4 separate regions of the Homo sapiens genome follow, and regions 2, 3 and 4 are each linked to region 1. A link is a contact called in ENCODE Hi-C or POLR2A ChIA-PET data. All regions are on one chromosome and are shown on one strand. Each heading gives the region's core, a stretch centred on a gene start or an enhancer-like site at or near the end of the contact. The rest is flanking DNA. Distances are from core to core; before and after follow the strand shown. Region 1 holds the start of ANKRD9 (ankyrin repeat domain 9). Region 2 holds the start of MARK3 (microtubule affinity regulating kinase 3). Region 3 overlaps PPP2R5C (protein phosphatase 2 regulatory subunit B'gamma). Region 4 has its middle 17 kb from the start of DYNC1H1.

What was found. A loop is a pair of places that touch in the nucleus more often than their neighbours do. ChIA-PET counts read pairs that join two places held with the same protein, here RNA polymerase II (POLR2A). Pooled maps may share reads with other maps.
Region 2: a pooled map shows a loop between it and region 1 (4-fold over the local background). The contact joins the promoter of MARK3 here to the promoter of ANKRD9 in region 1. A Hi-C loop is called at or near these places in 6 of 50 pooled maps.
Region 3: a pooled map shows a loop between it and region 1 (3-fold over the local background). The contact joins the enhancer-like site here to the promoter of ANKRD9 in region 1. A Hi-C loop is called at or near these places in 2 of 50 pooled maps. POLR2A ChIA-PET finds 5 or more read pairs at or near these places in 4 of 52 experiments (B cell, HEK293, K562 and 1 more).
Region 4: a map of ascending aorta shows a loop between it and region 1 (5-fold over the local background). The contact joins the enhancer-like site here to the promoter of ANKRD9 in region 1. A Hi-C loop is called at or near these places in 2 of 168 maps with a recorded cell type or tissue (Ramos and ascending aorta), 1 of 37 single-sample maps with no recorded cell type and 9 of 50 pooled maps. POLR2A ChIA-PET finds 5 or more read pairs at or near these places in 2 of 52 experiments (T-cell and WTC11).

The regions. Positions count from the first base shown.
Region 1 is chr14:102,508,139-102,511,343 of GRCh38, forward strand. ANKRD9 (ankyrin repeat domain 9) reads right to left here and starts at 1,638. Exons shown (of 4, transcript NM_152326.4): 1 at 1,391-1,638; 2 at 503-708; 3 at 337-411. It overlaps LOC105370679 (a long non-coding RNA gene), which reads left to right and starts at 1,905. Exons shown (of 4, transcript XR_007064352.1): 1 at 1,905-3,205. RefSeq lists silencers at 426-587, 1,582-2,021, 2,182-2,231 and enhancers at 1,712-2,355, 2,356-3,001, 3,002-3,205.
Region 2 is chr14:103,383,820-103,387,024 of GRCh38, forward strand. It overlaps MARK3 (microtubule affinity regulating kinase 3), which reads left to right and starts at 1,596. Exons shown (of 18, transcript NM_001128918.3): 1 at 1,596-2,261. The coding sequence starts at 2,211. RefSeq lists enhancers at 421-1,412, 1,413-2,402, 2,343-2,532 and a silencer at 1,873-2,062.
Region 3 is chr14:101,818,020-101,821,224 of GRCh38, forward strand. All of the region lies in intron 3 of PPP2R5C (protein phosphatase 2 regulatory subunit B'gamma), which reads left to right. Among named protein-coding and RNA genes, the nearest start is that of PPP2R5C, 58 kb to the left of the region's middle. RefSeq lists an enhancer at 2,505-2,764. Within about 2 kb of position 1,697, at least 10 of the 41 ENCODE cell types and tissues checked have a DNase peak (open chromatin) inside an H3K27ac peak, as active enhancers do; they include B cell, where a contact is called at or near this core.
Region 4 is chr14:101,946,386-101,949,590 of GRCh38, forward strand. No RefSeq gene overlaps it. Among named protein-coding and RNA genes, the nearest start is that of DYNC1H1, 17 kb to the right of the region's middle. RefSeq lists enhancers at 1,215-1,876, 1,581-1,700, 2,001-2,190. Within about 2 kb of position 1,771, at least 33 of the 41 ENCODE cell types and tissues checked have a DNase peak (open chromatin) inside an H3K27ac peak, as active enhancers do; they include ascending aorta, where a contact is called at or near this core.

The DNA.
Region 1 (3,205 bases), core at 388-2,887:
AGCTGTACCTGTTCTCCCTCCTTGAAACTGACTTGCTCTCTGGCACCTCTGCTGGAAATGCCCTTGCTGCCCATGCCCTCAAATCTCCCCTCCCCTCTCCAACCCAGGGACCCACTGGAAGAGCTTCTGTTCCCACCTAAGCCAGGTTCATACGACCCCAAATAAAGAAAAGGCCAGGGAGGGGATGAGAAAGCTTGGGCCCACATCTCAAGCTGAGGCAAATCCACTCTCCAGCCCAAGCGCAACCCTGACCCTGATCTCCGACCCCAGACCACTTGGAGGCCCCTGGAGCCTCTTCCTGGGCTGTTCAGAGGCATGATCCAGACTCAGACCTACCTGGTTCCTGCACCGCGATCACCTAGTTCCGGGGATGTGGGTATATCACAGTCCCTGGCCGAGCCTCAGCTTTATCTGTAAGAAAGGGGAGGGGTGGACGACGGCTGTGCGGGCGGGGTGAGCCTGGGGCGTGGCACCAGCCCTCTATCCAAACATGTTTGCTTACACGTTAGCTCCTGGGAGGAGATAGGAGGGTGAAAACAACCTGGAGACCGGTGTGCACCGCACTGCACAGTCTGCCATCCTCTTCAGGTCCCATACCTCTCTTGATCTCCCCGACTACTAGATGAAGCGGGTACTGCCATCCCACTTTCCAGCAGGGCACAAGCTTCTCCAATTCTCCAAGGTCAGCAAGCCACGGCAGAGCCAGGCCTAGAACTCAGGTCCCCTGCGTCTCAGTTTGGGCTCATTCCAGAATTGGTGGGGACCCCCAACCCACAGGCAATCGAGCTTAGGCCCTGACCCTGCCCTCTGAGTCCCCAGCCCCGACCTGAGCCTAGGCGTCTGACCTCTGGCTCCGTCCCAACCTCCCTACTGCCTTCTTTCAAGGGTAAGCCCTTGGTCACAAGGGGCCTGGGACAGAAGGCAGGCCGCGTCCACACACACTGACTGGGTCACTATCACTGGCAGTAACTGAGTTAAAGAGAGCGGCGCGGTGCGGGTAGGCTGTGGCCCGTGGGCAACACCGTGACTGGAGCCCCTTCCCCAAGCCTGGGCCTCCGGGCCCCAGATATGCCCTGTGCCGGCACGCGTGGGGCGCCGGGCGGGTTACGTAAAGTTCGGCCTCCCCACGTCACCGGGCAGAGTCACGGCCGCGGCTCGTGAATAAGGGGGTTGGGCCATCGAAGGCAGCGCCGCGCCCGGGGCCACCCGCCACCTCCTACCCGTCCCCTCCCGGCCTGCACGGCCAGACGTCGGGCGGCGGAGGGTCGCGGGGCCGAGCGGGGCGTCCGCGCGCAGGTGGCCGGCGCAGCGAGGGCTGCACCTGCGTGCGCGTGTGCCGGAGGAGGAGGGGGCGGCGGCCGCGGGCGCGGCGCGGGGGACGGGGACTCACCATGGGGGGCGCGGGGGCCACAGGCCGGGCGTCCCCGCCCCTGCCGCGGACCGGAGCGCGCGCTGTCCCCCGCGGGCGAGCGGGCAAAGGTCCCACGACGGACGCACGGGAGGGAGCCACCGCCGCCCGCGCCCGCCGCAGCCGCGCTCTGAGCCGCCGCGGCCGGATCGCAGGGCGGCGGTGCCGTCGCCGGCGGCGGGCGGCGGGCGGCGGGCGGCGGGCGGCGCAGTGCGGCCCCGGCCAGGCAGGACAGCGGGACCGTCCGCCGCCGCCATTGGCCCGCGCCGCCGGCCCCCGCCACCACCCATTGGCCGCCGCGCTGCACCATTGTTACGTCACTGGCCGGCGGGCGGGGCGCACCGCTGGACCCGCGGAAAACTTCGGAGAAACTTGAGGGAGCGCCGGCGGGGAGAACGGAGAGGAGGGGCGGGGCCGTGGCGAAAGGGGCGGGGCGTTGATGGGCGGGGGCGGGGCTCCCGGAACCCGAGCTGCGGGCGAAGAAAGGCTCCGAGCTCCGAGCTGCCCTAGCCCGGGAGGGCGCCGCTGCTCTGCGAACTCGGGCGCGCGCGTAGGTGGCCCGCCCTCCGCCGTGCGTGACTTTCCTCGTCGCGTCCAGCTCCCCTTTTCTTTGACCTTACGTGACCTTGGGAAAAACCTCCAGGCTGCTACCCCATCTGCACATGGGAGGGCCGGGGGTAGGAGCCGCGACCCCTAAGGGCTCCACCGCCTTCTGCCCGGCCAGGGTCGTGCCTGGCGCGCCCCCGCTCCAGCTGACCCGCGCAAGGGAGGGAGGGGCGGACGGATGGGGACAGCTGTTTAGGAGCGCGCACTGCGCCCATCTCGGCCTCAACACTCATGTTTCCACTTCGTTTCACGACCACCAGCCACAGTGGACACGATGATCCCCAGTTCACCCGCCAGCAAATCAGGGCTCAGAGAGGTGGCCTCAAAGAGAGGAGCGGCCAGGAGGGAAGCCGGGGGTTTGCCCTGCGGTTCTTCCCACATCTGGGCGGGATAGATTCGATTGGGCCTCGGCCACCCCCACCGTCTCCGTCGGGGGTTCCAAGGTTTGGGGTCATGACCTAGGGGGCTTAGGAGCCTGGGTCCATCTCAACTAATTTATGGCCTCACTCGCCCCCAGCGGCTGGGAATTCTAGGCCCATTTTACAGATGTGGACGCAGATCTGGAGAGGGGCAATGACTGCTCAACCCCCCACCCATCCTCCCAGACACGACCTTCCACCTGGAATCCCCCCACACACGTTCTCAGAGGCCAGGCAGCCGGGGTCTCATGGTGAAATCCCCACATTCCATGCAGGGGCTCTTTCTGGTTCCTTCCCTAGAATGCTGTCCCTGCCCTTCCAGTACTATCTCACCAGGGAGACCCTCCCACTCCCCCACTCCGCTCCAACCAAGCAAGGCCTCTGCCTCGCCCCGGTGGGAGGGGCCTCGTCCAGAGGGCACGCCCCTGCACACACAATCAGCCCTGTCCTGGCTTCTCTGTGTGCCCCAGCCAGTCAGTCTGGGTGGAAGTCTTACCTGGGCCCTCTCAACAGACCTAGGCAGGCCTCTGTCCCCAGCCCAACGAGCTCAATCCCTTAAGCACACACGCCACAGAGCAGTCCTGAGAGGCCAGGTGGACAGTACCATGAGGCAGACAAAGCTGTGAGGCCCAGAGAGGGTCAGGCCACCCCAGCCCAGGTAGGCACTCACATGTATCCTGCCCAGGCTGCCATGCATGGACCCACCAGGGGGATGACCAGACCCCACCAGCCCTGCCCCACCTCAGGGCGGGGGACGTTCCAGGCCACGCCA
Region 2 (3,205 bases), core at 346-2,845, 880 kb after region 1:
AGCGCAGTGGCTCACGCCTGTAATCCCAGCACTTTGGGAGGCCGAGACGGGCAGATCACAAGGTCAGGAGATCGAGACCATCCTGGCTAAGACGGTGAAACCGCATCTCTACTAAAAATACAAAAAAAATTAGCCAGGCATGGTGGTGGGCACCTGCAGTCCCAGCTACTCGGGAGGCTGAGGCAGGAGAATGGCGTGAACCCGGGAGGTGGAGCTTGCAGTGAGTGGAGATCGCGCCACTGCACTCCAGCCTGGGCGACAGAGCGAAACTCCGTCCCAAAACAACAACAACAACAACAACAACAACAAACATATATTTCGTGGAGCAAGAAATGTCTCAAACATAGCAAGAGAGTTGGGATGCCAACGGACCAAAGGGAAAGCAAGCATGACATAGCCCCCCACTACAAGGGCTTACCTATTATCCAAGCTTTGGGAGCTAGGTTAGAATCCCAGCTCTGTCGCTAACCAACCTGTGTACTTTAGCCAAGTCACTGTACCTGTCTAGACTTCGGATCGCATGTGTGTCTGCCCATCTCATAGGGTTACCCTGAGGCTAAATGAGGTAACAAATGTCATGAACCCACAAGGTAGACTCGACTCTCGGTAACAGTTCGTGTCACCCCCATCTCACACTACTCTCCCTCTTCGGACCCTGCACCCATGGATTCCATCCACCGCTGGCCAGGAGCTGAGTAGAGGCACCGAGCACGTGAAGAGGTGAATGGGCAAGGAAGGCTTCCAGGTCAGGTAGCATTTCCAGTGTTCCAGCCTGCAGGCATCTACCGAGCCTGGCCCGAGGCTGGCACCCAGAGATGCTTCCAGTCTTCCAGCAGCAACGCACTGACTGTAAGAAAAGCCTGCTTATAAACCCCCTACAGGCATTTGGAAGCTGGTCCCTGGGGTCCTCTACAGATTCATTTCGCCCCCAAACCCATCCCCTTTGTGCCACCCTCGTTATTGCACTCTTCCATCCGGATGGCATTTAGCTGGGTCCGGGTCTGTCACCCGTCTGACCACCAGCTCCTTGAGGGCAAGAGGCGCCTGCTGCCCTCAGGGTCCGCGCCCAGCCCGCAGCTGCTCAGATCCGGAGACGGGAAGGTTTGTTGGCGAGAACCTGACTCCCGGGTCACAGTTAAGGATGCAAGAGCCCGGCGCCTTCCCGTAGCCCCGGCCCTGTCATTAATTAATGCTGGGGCTCCATTCGGTGCAGCGCAGTCCCAGGGATGCAACCGCAACTTTTGCGCACAATAGGCTCTCGATCTGTAATCCAGCCAACCCAGGCCTGTAGTGTGTAAATGCCAACTCAGCGGGAGGGCTCTGGCTGTCGCCCAGAGCCGTTTCTCGGCTCTTTCGCGGTTGCCGGCGCGCTCGGGACAGGAGGAACCCGCAGCCCGCGGGAGTCAGCGGAGACCCGACCAGCACTATCCAGCCCTCTGCACCGCCCCCGCGGCGAGGTCTGGACCAAGTCGCCCCTAGCAACAACAGCCGGGCCGGCTTTCTCAGGCCATGCTGATTGGCGGGACTCCGGGTGGCGGCCTGTCGTCACTTCCGGCAGCCGGAGGCAGCAGAGGAAGCCGAGGGGCGGCCATCTTGGCTCCGTGAGGCTCTGAGGTGCCGGGGTGCGGCGGCGGCAGCGGCGGCCAGCAGGGCGGAGGCTGAGGCAGCAAGCTCGCTAGAGAGGGAGAAGCAGTCGGGCGCAGGCGCCTCCTCCGCAGCCCGCTCCATGGTCGGCGCCCACAGCCCGCGGCGGCCTGTCTTGCGCTCCACTTCCTTCACATCCTCCTCCGCCTCCTCGTTTTCAGGCGCCGCCGGCGGCGCTGTGTGGAGGCCCGCGAGCTGAAATTCGCGGTGCGACGGGAGGGAGTGGAGAAGGAGGTGAGGGGGCCCAGGATCGCGGGGCGCCCTGAGGCAAGGGGACGCCGGCGGGCCGAAGCGCAGCCCGCCGCCCGCAGGCTCGGCTCCGCCACTGCCGCCCTCCCGGTCTCCTCGCCTCGGCCGCCGAGGCAGGGAGAGAATGAGCCCCGGGACCCGCCGGGGGACGGCCCGGGCCAGGCCCGGGATCTAGACGGCCGTAGGGGGAAGGGAGCCGCCCTCCCCACGGCGCCTTTTCGGAACTGCCGTGGACTCGAGGACGCTGGTCGCCGGCCTCCTAGGGCTGTGCTGTTTTGTTTTGACCCTCGCATTGTGCAGAATTAAAGTGCAGTAAAATGTCCACTAGGACCCCATTGCCAACGGTGAATGAACGAGACACTGAAAACGTAAGTAACCTGGGCGTTGTAGTTGGCGGACCTTCGGGGTGGCATTCGTGCTCCTCGGGCAGTGCCTTGCAGTCGGGTGTTCCCCCCAGCCGAACGCTCTGGAAATAGAGGGCAGGCCGTAGTCACCCAGGAGGCAGCCAGGTCGGACCGTTTCCTCCAGAAGTCTGCCGTGTCCCGCTGTTCGCGGGCGGGTCTGCGAAGTACATCGATTATGCCGGCAGTCTAGTCGGTTAATAAAGCCCAGGAGTTGCAGCGTTACGGATCGGTGCTTTGAGAGGCCAGGTTGCCGCGCAATGGATTGTGCAAACGTGTGTGTCAGATCACTGCAGTGGTCAGTGCTTATTTTAGCCGAACTCTGCTTTTAACTTGGTCAGGCAGTTCTTGAGAGACTGTCACATTAATAACATATGTTACCGGTGCTGATTAAGAGTAATCGATTGGGTCAAGTGGGCGGTCTCGTTCTTTAAGATGGTCTGGAACTAAATTTAATCACAGTCACTAAGTGTCCACTGAGGGATCTTTGCGGTCCCCTTAGGAATTCCAAAACACTAGCGCGCAGCCTTTATTAAGGCAGTTTCCTTTCCATACAAATCTTTTTTGAAGGAGTTGGTTAAACATTTTGAAAAGCAGATGTATAGTGAAGCTCTGCTCTGCCACTCACTGCCTAGCTGAGGGACACCCGCTGGGGGCTTCGCTGTCCTCCTTCCTAAAAAGAGATTGGCTTAGATGAGCTCTTAGGTCCCTTTCAGCGCTCACAGGCTATGGTTTTATAAAAGGAACCTTTGATTTTGTTCATGTGAAACTACAAAATGCCAGGAACAGCATTGCTAGAGAATGAGAACTTGTAGTAGAAATTCCATTGAAGAAACGTTTGACTCTGTTCGTTTTCTAACTCTGTTCTCCTCTAACACTGGGTTCAAAAGTGTTTCAATCTAGTTGTTGAC
Region 3 (3,205 bases), core at 447-2,946, 690 kb before region 1:
TACCCAGCCTTTTCATCTCTTGCAGTTTGCTTGGCATTTCACCATTTGGAAGAAATTAGTATCATCAGTACCTCTGGAGTTTGCACTATGCTCTGCTTATAGATTGTGTATAGTTACCTGCTAAGATGGTCCTAAGCACATGTCCACGGCCTCAGTTCAGAGTATACTTAATGCTCCCTATTCAGTCTTTCTGTTCCCGTGCTCCAGTCCGTGAAGTCTAGAGTAAAATAAGAAATTGGCATTTATATACATCTCCCCTCCTCATCTTTAACTCTTTTGAAGAAGAGAGTTTTAGTATCACATTCATAAGAAATTTCATCTTTAAAAGTTGGTATTACAGGCGCAGTGCCTCACACCTGTAATACCAGCACTTTGGGAGGCCAAGGTGGGCAGATCACCTGAGGTCAGGAGTTCAAGACCAGCCTGGCCAACATGGTGAAACCCCATCTCTACTAAAAATACAAAAATTAGCCAGCGTGGTGGCGGGTGCCTGTAATCCCAGCTACTAGGGAGGTTGAGGCAGGAGAATCACTTAAACCTGGAGACGGAGGTTGCAGTGAGCCGAGATCACGCCACTGCACACCAGCCTGGGCAGCAGAGTGAGACTCTGTCTCAAAAAAAAAAAAAAAAGTGAGCAATATCTGTGGTTAATCTCAAATAGGGTGGCTTTCCGTGTCATTTCCCTTTAGTTGTTTTTAAATGCAGATGTTGCTTTAATTAAATAATATTTGAAATAAGTGGGGTCCCAACTATAACCTTATATCTTATTGTTTTTAAATGTTGATATTTTGGTGTTTTCAGTAGAATTTGAGCTGTTAACAGTGATTAGGTTTTTTCAGTTTGTCATCGATGTATGTGACCTCGTTATAATACACATGGATTTTTGTCTGCTGGTTGTGTTACTCATGAGCAATGTGTTCTAATTATGGTATTTTAACTTATAACTTATGAAAAAGTTATGTTTCACTCTAGGGAACAAGTCCTGAAGAACCCTCAAGCCCTAAAGTACCACCTCCACTTCTTCCTGAGTTGCTGGTTCTTATTTTTGGTGGGCTTCAAGGAAGAGGTGGGTGGTGAGGGTGTCTGTATATGTGTGTTTACATTTGTAGACAGTTTCTGTACATGTATAATTAGGAATGGGTTGTCGGTTTTGGTTTTTTTCCCAGCTTTATGTAATTGGTCAGACTTCTCAAAGGGGGGTAGCACTTGATAATCGCTCTCTTGGAACTCTGAAGCCTTTGCATGGAGCAGTGTTCACCCTGGGCAGCCTGTGGCCCCTGGGGTCACAGAGCTGCTTTCCAGGGGGTTTGCAAGGCCGTCACTGCCTCATAAGATTACCAAGATCTAATTTACCTCTCACTGTGTGGACGTTTGCCCTGGTGGTGCAAAGGCAATGGTGAGGAATATGGCGCCTTTCTTTCATCGAGCAGGACAGCGGTGTTCAGCTAGCAACACACCAGTCTGACCCAAGAATGTCCTCGATAAAGCATGAAGTTACTGGTTTTTTAAGTCTCAACTCTTTTGTATACCTTTTTAATTTTGTTTTTGTTTGGGTTTGTTTTTAGTTTTGTTTTTGTTTGGGTTTGTTTTTAGTTTTGTTTTTGTTTGGGTTTGTTTTTGTTTGGTTTTTTGGTTGCTCAGGCTGGAGTGCAATGGCGCAATCACAGCTCACTGCAGCCTCAACCTCCCCAGCTCGAGCATTCCGCCCACCGCAGCATCCTGTGTAGCTGGGACTACAGGCAAGCACCACCACACCCAGCGTGGTTTTTTGTTGTTGTTGTTTTGGTAGAGCTGGGGTCTCACTGGGTTGCTCAGGCTGGTCTCAAACCCCTGGGCTCAAATGATCCTCCTGCTTTGGCCTCCCAGAGTGCTGGGATTAGAGGCGTGAGCCACCGCACCCAGCCTCCTTTTTAATTTTGCGTGACGAAATGCAGAGTTCACATGAAGCCGTTCTAGCATGCTGGAGTGTGATGGCCGTCTCGAAGAAAAGCGCCCATGTGATGTGTGAGTTATGAGCCAAAATAGCCACTTTTTCCAGGAACTTTAAATTATGAGAATAGTAATGTAAAATCATTTTTACTTGACAGAACAAAAAGCAGACAAACTGTGGATATTAAGACTTAAATATTTGGCTGATATTTTCTAGAAAATCTATGAAGTGAGCTTATCAATTGAGGGGAAAACAACTGCGACACTGTTTTTGGCCCATGGTAAAATTTGAGCTTTCAAGAAAAATTTGAACTTTGGAGAACTTTTATCTGCCAGTGTAAATGTGGCAGCTCCCAGTGCCACAGACTCTTCTGCTGAGAGGGGTGGTGACATTAGCAAGTGGGGTTTCTTGATGTATACGGTGGAAGGTCACACACCACATGCAGCAGTGTGTTCTCAGTGACCAACGAACGATGCTACAAACAAGCGTGGGTGAAGAGCCACCAAAGTGTAAGACACACTGCCGGGTGTTCATGTAACTGACAGGTTCATCAACATGGTTTCAGATTCCTCATTGCAACTAATCTTTAAGGAACTATCACTTGTTGAATTTTAGCATAGGCAAAGAAGAACATCGGCAATTTTTTGAGAAGCATTGAAACCTCCCTTTTCCCACCAGACGTGTCTGTCTGAGCCTGGGGTGTTTCTTTACATATACTTGAACCAGAATAGCATATCACAGCAAGTTGAACACAGAAGCATGTCGGCAGATCCGCCTGTCTTCTGTTGAGTATTGAAGATACATGCAAAAATGTACAACATGGCCATTTTCTCGCTGGTTTCTTTTTGAAAATAAGGTTATTTTCATAAAATATTACTTAACATGAAGTGAACCTATTGCTAATTTAATGAATAAGTAAATATTTTTAAAATTTTCAAGTATGGTCAGTATCAATGGATATAACCCCCATAATCAAAGCTCTTTAGGGTTCTCCATACTTTCTAAGAATGTAAATAGGTCTTGACACCAAAAAAATGGAAAACACGTGGACTTGGAAGTTTTTCTCGAATGGGCTGGATGTGACCCTGACCCTGTTTTTACCAAGCCTCCTTGGTTTTTTCCCTCTTTTCTCTAAAAAAAAAAATAAAATAAAAATAAAAATAAAAAAAAATTAAGTAGTCAGTGGAATCATCTAAACTGGTCTCTGGGACCATGAGAGCTGAGAGCATCCGGAGCCCACCTAACCCTGAGCCTTCCTCTTGCCTTGGTCAGTTT
Region 4 (3,205 bases), core at 521-3,020, 560 kb before region 1:
CTGGAGTACAGTGGCTCCATCTCGGTTCACTGCAACCTCCGCCTCTCGGGTTCAAGCGATTCTTCTCCCTCAGCCTCCCAAGTAGCTGGGATTACAGGCACCCGACACCACGCCCGACTAATTTTTGTGTTTTTAGTAGAAATGGGGTTTCACCATGTTGGCCAGGCTGGTTTTGAACTCCAGACCTCGTGACCCACCTGCCTCGGCCGCCCAAAGTGCTGGGATTACAGGCGTGAGCCACCGCGCCCAGCCCTGACCTAGCTATTGACTGCTTATCCTGGAGTCTAGGATCTCTCTGGTGCCAGATCTGAGACGCCCGCAGCCTCTCCCCTATCTCCAACCTGTCTCCCCCGCTAGATCGTGAGCTCTGTGGGAACATTGCCCAGGCTTGTCTTGTTCACCAACGTGCTTCCAGTGCCTGGCACTGTGCTCAACCCCTCCACGCCCTCGCTCAAACTCAATCGATGTTTGATAGAAAGATGAAGAGAGATTTGTTCGGTCAGAGAGAACAGCATGATGACAGAAGGAAGGCGTACAATCAAAAGCTGTGTGCAGGGCCAGGAGCGGTGGCTCACGTACTCCCAGCACTTTGGAAGGCCTAGGCGGGAGGATCACTTGAGCTCAGGAATTCAAGACCACCCTGGGCAACATGGCGAAACCCCGTCTCTACAAAAAATACAAAAACTAGGCCGGGCGCAGTGGCTCGCGCCTGTAATCCCAGCACTTTTAGGAGGCCGAGGCAGTCAGGAGTTCGAGACCAGCCTGGCCAACATGGTGAAACCCCGTTTCTACTAAAAATACAAAAATTAGCCGGGTGTGGTGGCGAGCGCCTATAATCCCAGCTACTCGGGAGGCTGAGGCAGGAAAATCGCTTGAACCTGGGAGGCGGAGGTTGCAGTAAGCCGAGATGGCGCCACTGCACTCCAGCCTGGGCGACAGAGCAAGACTCCGTCTCAAGAAAAAAAAAAAAAGAAAAAAACCACTAGCCGGGCGTGGTGACGCAGGCCTGTAGTCCCAGCTGTTCGGGAGGCTGAGGCAGGAGGGTCGCTTGAGCCCGTGAGCCGAGATCGCGCCACTGCACTCCAGCCTGGGCGACAGAGCGAGACCCTGTCTCAAAAATTAAATAAATAAATAAATAAATAAATAAAGGTGTGTGCAGGTAACAGCAAGTAGTCTTAAAAGAGTAGACCGAGGTGTGTGCAGAGGGCAACAGTTGGGATATTTGCCTCTGTCTAATTAGCACCTTTGGACATTTGCGTCAGGCTCTGTGCTGACAAAGAGCGCACTGACGACCACAGTAGGGCCCTGCCAGTCCTGTGATGGCACCCAGCATTTAAGTGTGACAGAAGCCACCCACAACAAGCTACATACTGCATATAATTTAAGGGGGTCACGGCCCCGGAAGCCCAGCCATGGACCACGGTTTAAGTACCCCTAGTCCAGCTGGAACAATAAACATGAAATGAGTGCCTGGCTTGGAATGCAAGCCAGGCCGTGACAGAAATGAGGAAGGAGCCGATGGTTTCAGAGGCTGTCGCGAGGAGAGGGCCTTAGAGGCAGGCGGGGGACGACAGCGGACCTAAACTTCTGGGCCCAGGAGAAGTTCGTTCTTTCCTCCAGGATACCTGGAGCCGAGTGCAGGATCTCAGCGAGAAATGCCCCAATCTCAAGGGCGGCACCGAGAGGTGACGCAAGCGGCGCGCGAGGTTGCGTCAATGCAGGACCGCCCCGCCTCCGGCCTGTGCATTGTGGGACCTAAGGGCACCTGTCAGACGCCCAATCTCGCGAGTGAGCGAGATTCACGCGGAACGCAGAGGTGAGAACGGGGAAGGCCCTCCTCAGCAGGAGTCCCGCCCCCTGAAGGGCATGGGCCAATCACAATGCCTCTCCTTCCTGGCCGCTGGGATTGGTCCGAGGGTGCACATGACCGGACTGCGGGACATGTGACCGTGCCGATCTAGGTCGTGTGACCCGTCTGGTGTAGTCCTGGAACAAGGGTTTTGCTGCGGAGGGAAACGGCCAGAGACCTCGATCTAAGACCGGGGTTTGGAGACTGGCGGGCCTCGGAACAGCAGAGCTAGCGGACTTCCGGTCTGGCCCTCTGCTCACGGCCGAGGGCAAGGCGGGTTAGGTCACTTGCTGAGGAAAGAGCTCAATATGTCACGTGTTCCTCTCCCAATGACGTGGACCTCAGTTCCCTCTCCAGTGAAGTGGGCACAGTGTTGCCCGAAAAAGGGTGCTCTGGGGCTTGCCTGAGACGGGACGCGTGGAAATGCCCTGCCGAATATGAATGGGGCGATGGCCTCGCGGGACGGAGCAGCCCAGGAAAGCTGACCGTGGGCTGGGTTGTGGAGCGGAGCCCCAGGGCCTCGGCTGACTTAGCGGCCAGTCGTACATAGTGGGTATGCGGCGGGCCCGACGCCAGTCGTTGTGGACCACTGACTTGTAATCTTTACGACCTCAGTGAGGGTCAGAAGTGTCCGCGAGCCCTGTAGGCGAGGAGAGGCCTGGCTGAGGGCGCACAGCCTGGAAGGGGAGAAACTAGAGCTGGACTCTGCTTGACCCACAGACCCTCCGCCAGGTTGCCTTTGCGAGGCAAGAAGCGAAGGTTGGCGAGCCAGCTGGGAGTACCCACCCCCTCCATGCCTGGTGGAGTCACCCAAGCCCCAGCGACACCCCGGCCTGCCCAAGGTACTGGTGACCCTGGAGGCCGGGGCCCTGGCTTCTCAGTCAGGGTCTCCTCCCCATGGCGGCAGAGCTGTCTGGCGTTTTGAGCCCTTTACACCAGGGGCAAGAGGGCTGCAGGCCAGAGCCAGCAAAAGAGAAGAAGCAGAGGGAATGAGAAACCTAGAAGGTGGAACGGGAAGGAGGGAGTGAAATGGGCAAAGGCCTCCAAAAAAAACAACTTCCGCCTCCTAAGTTTAGTGCATTTAACTCTATAAATATCTATTGAACACCTACTGGATGCCAGGCACTTTTCTAGGCACTGGGCAGCTAGCATTAAACAGAAGGCAGAAACCCCTGCCTTCAACAAAATCTATGCTGTGTTGAATAAGTGATACAGGGAAAAGCTAAAGATGGGGAGAGAGGTGGGAAGGGTATAGAGGATGGGAAGAAATTTACAAAAGAGGCAGGGAGGGCTTTACTGAGAAGGTGACGATGAAGGAAGTGAAGGAAGGGCATTGCAGGCCAGGGGCTCATCGTG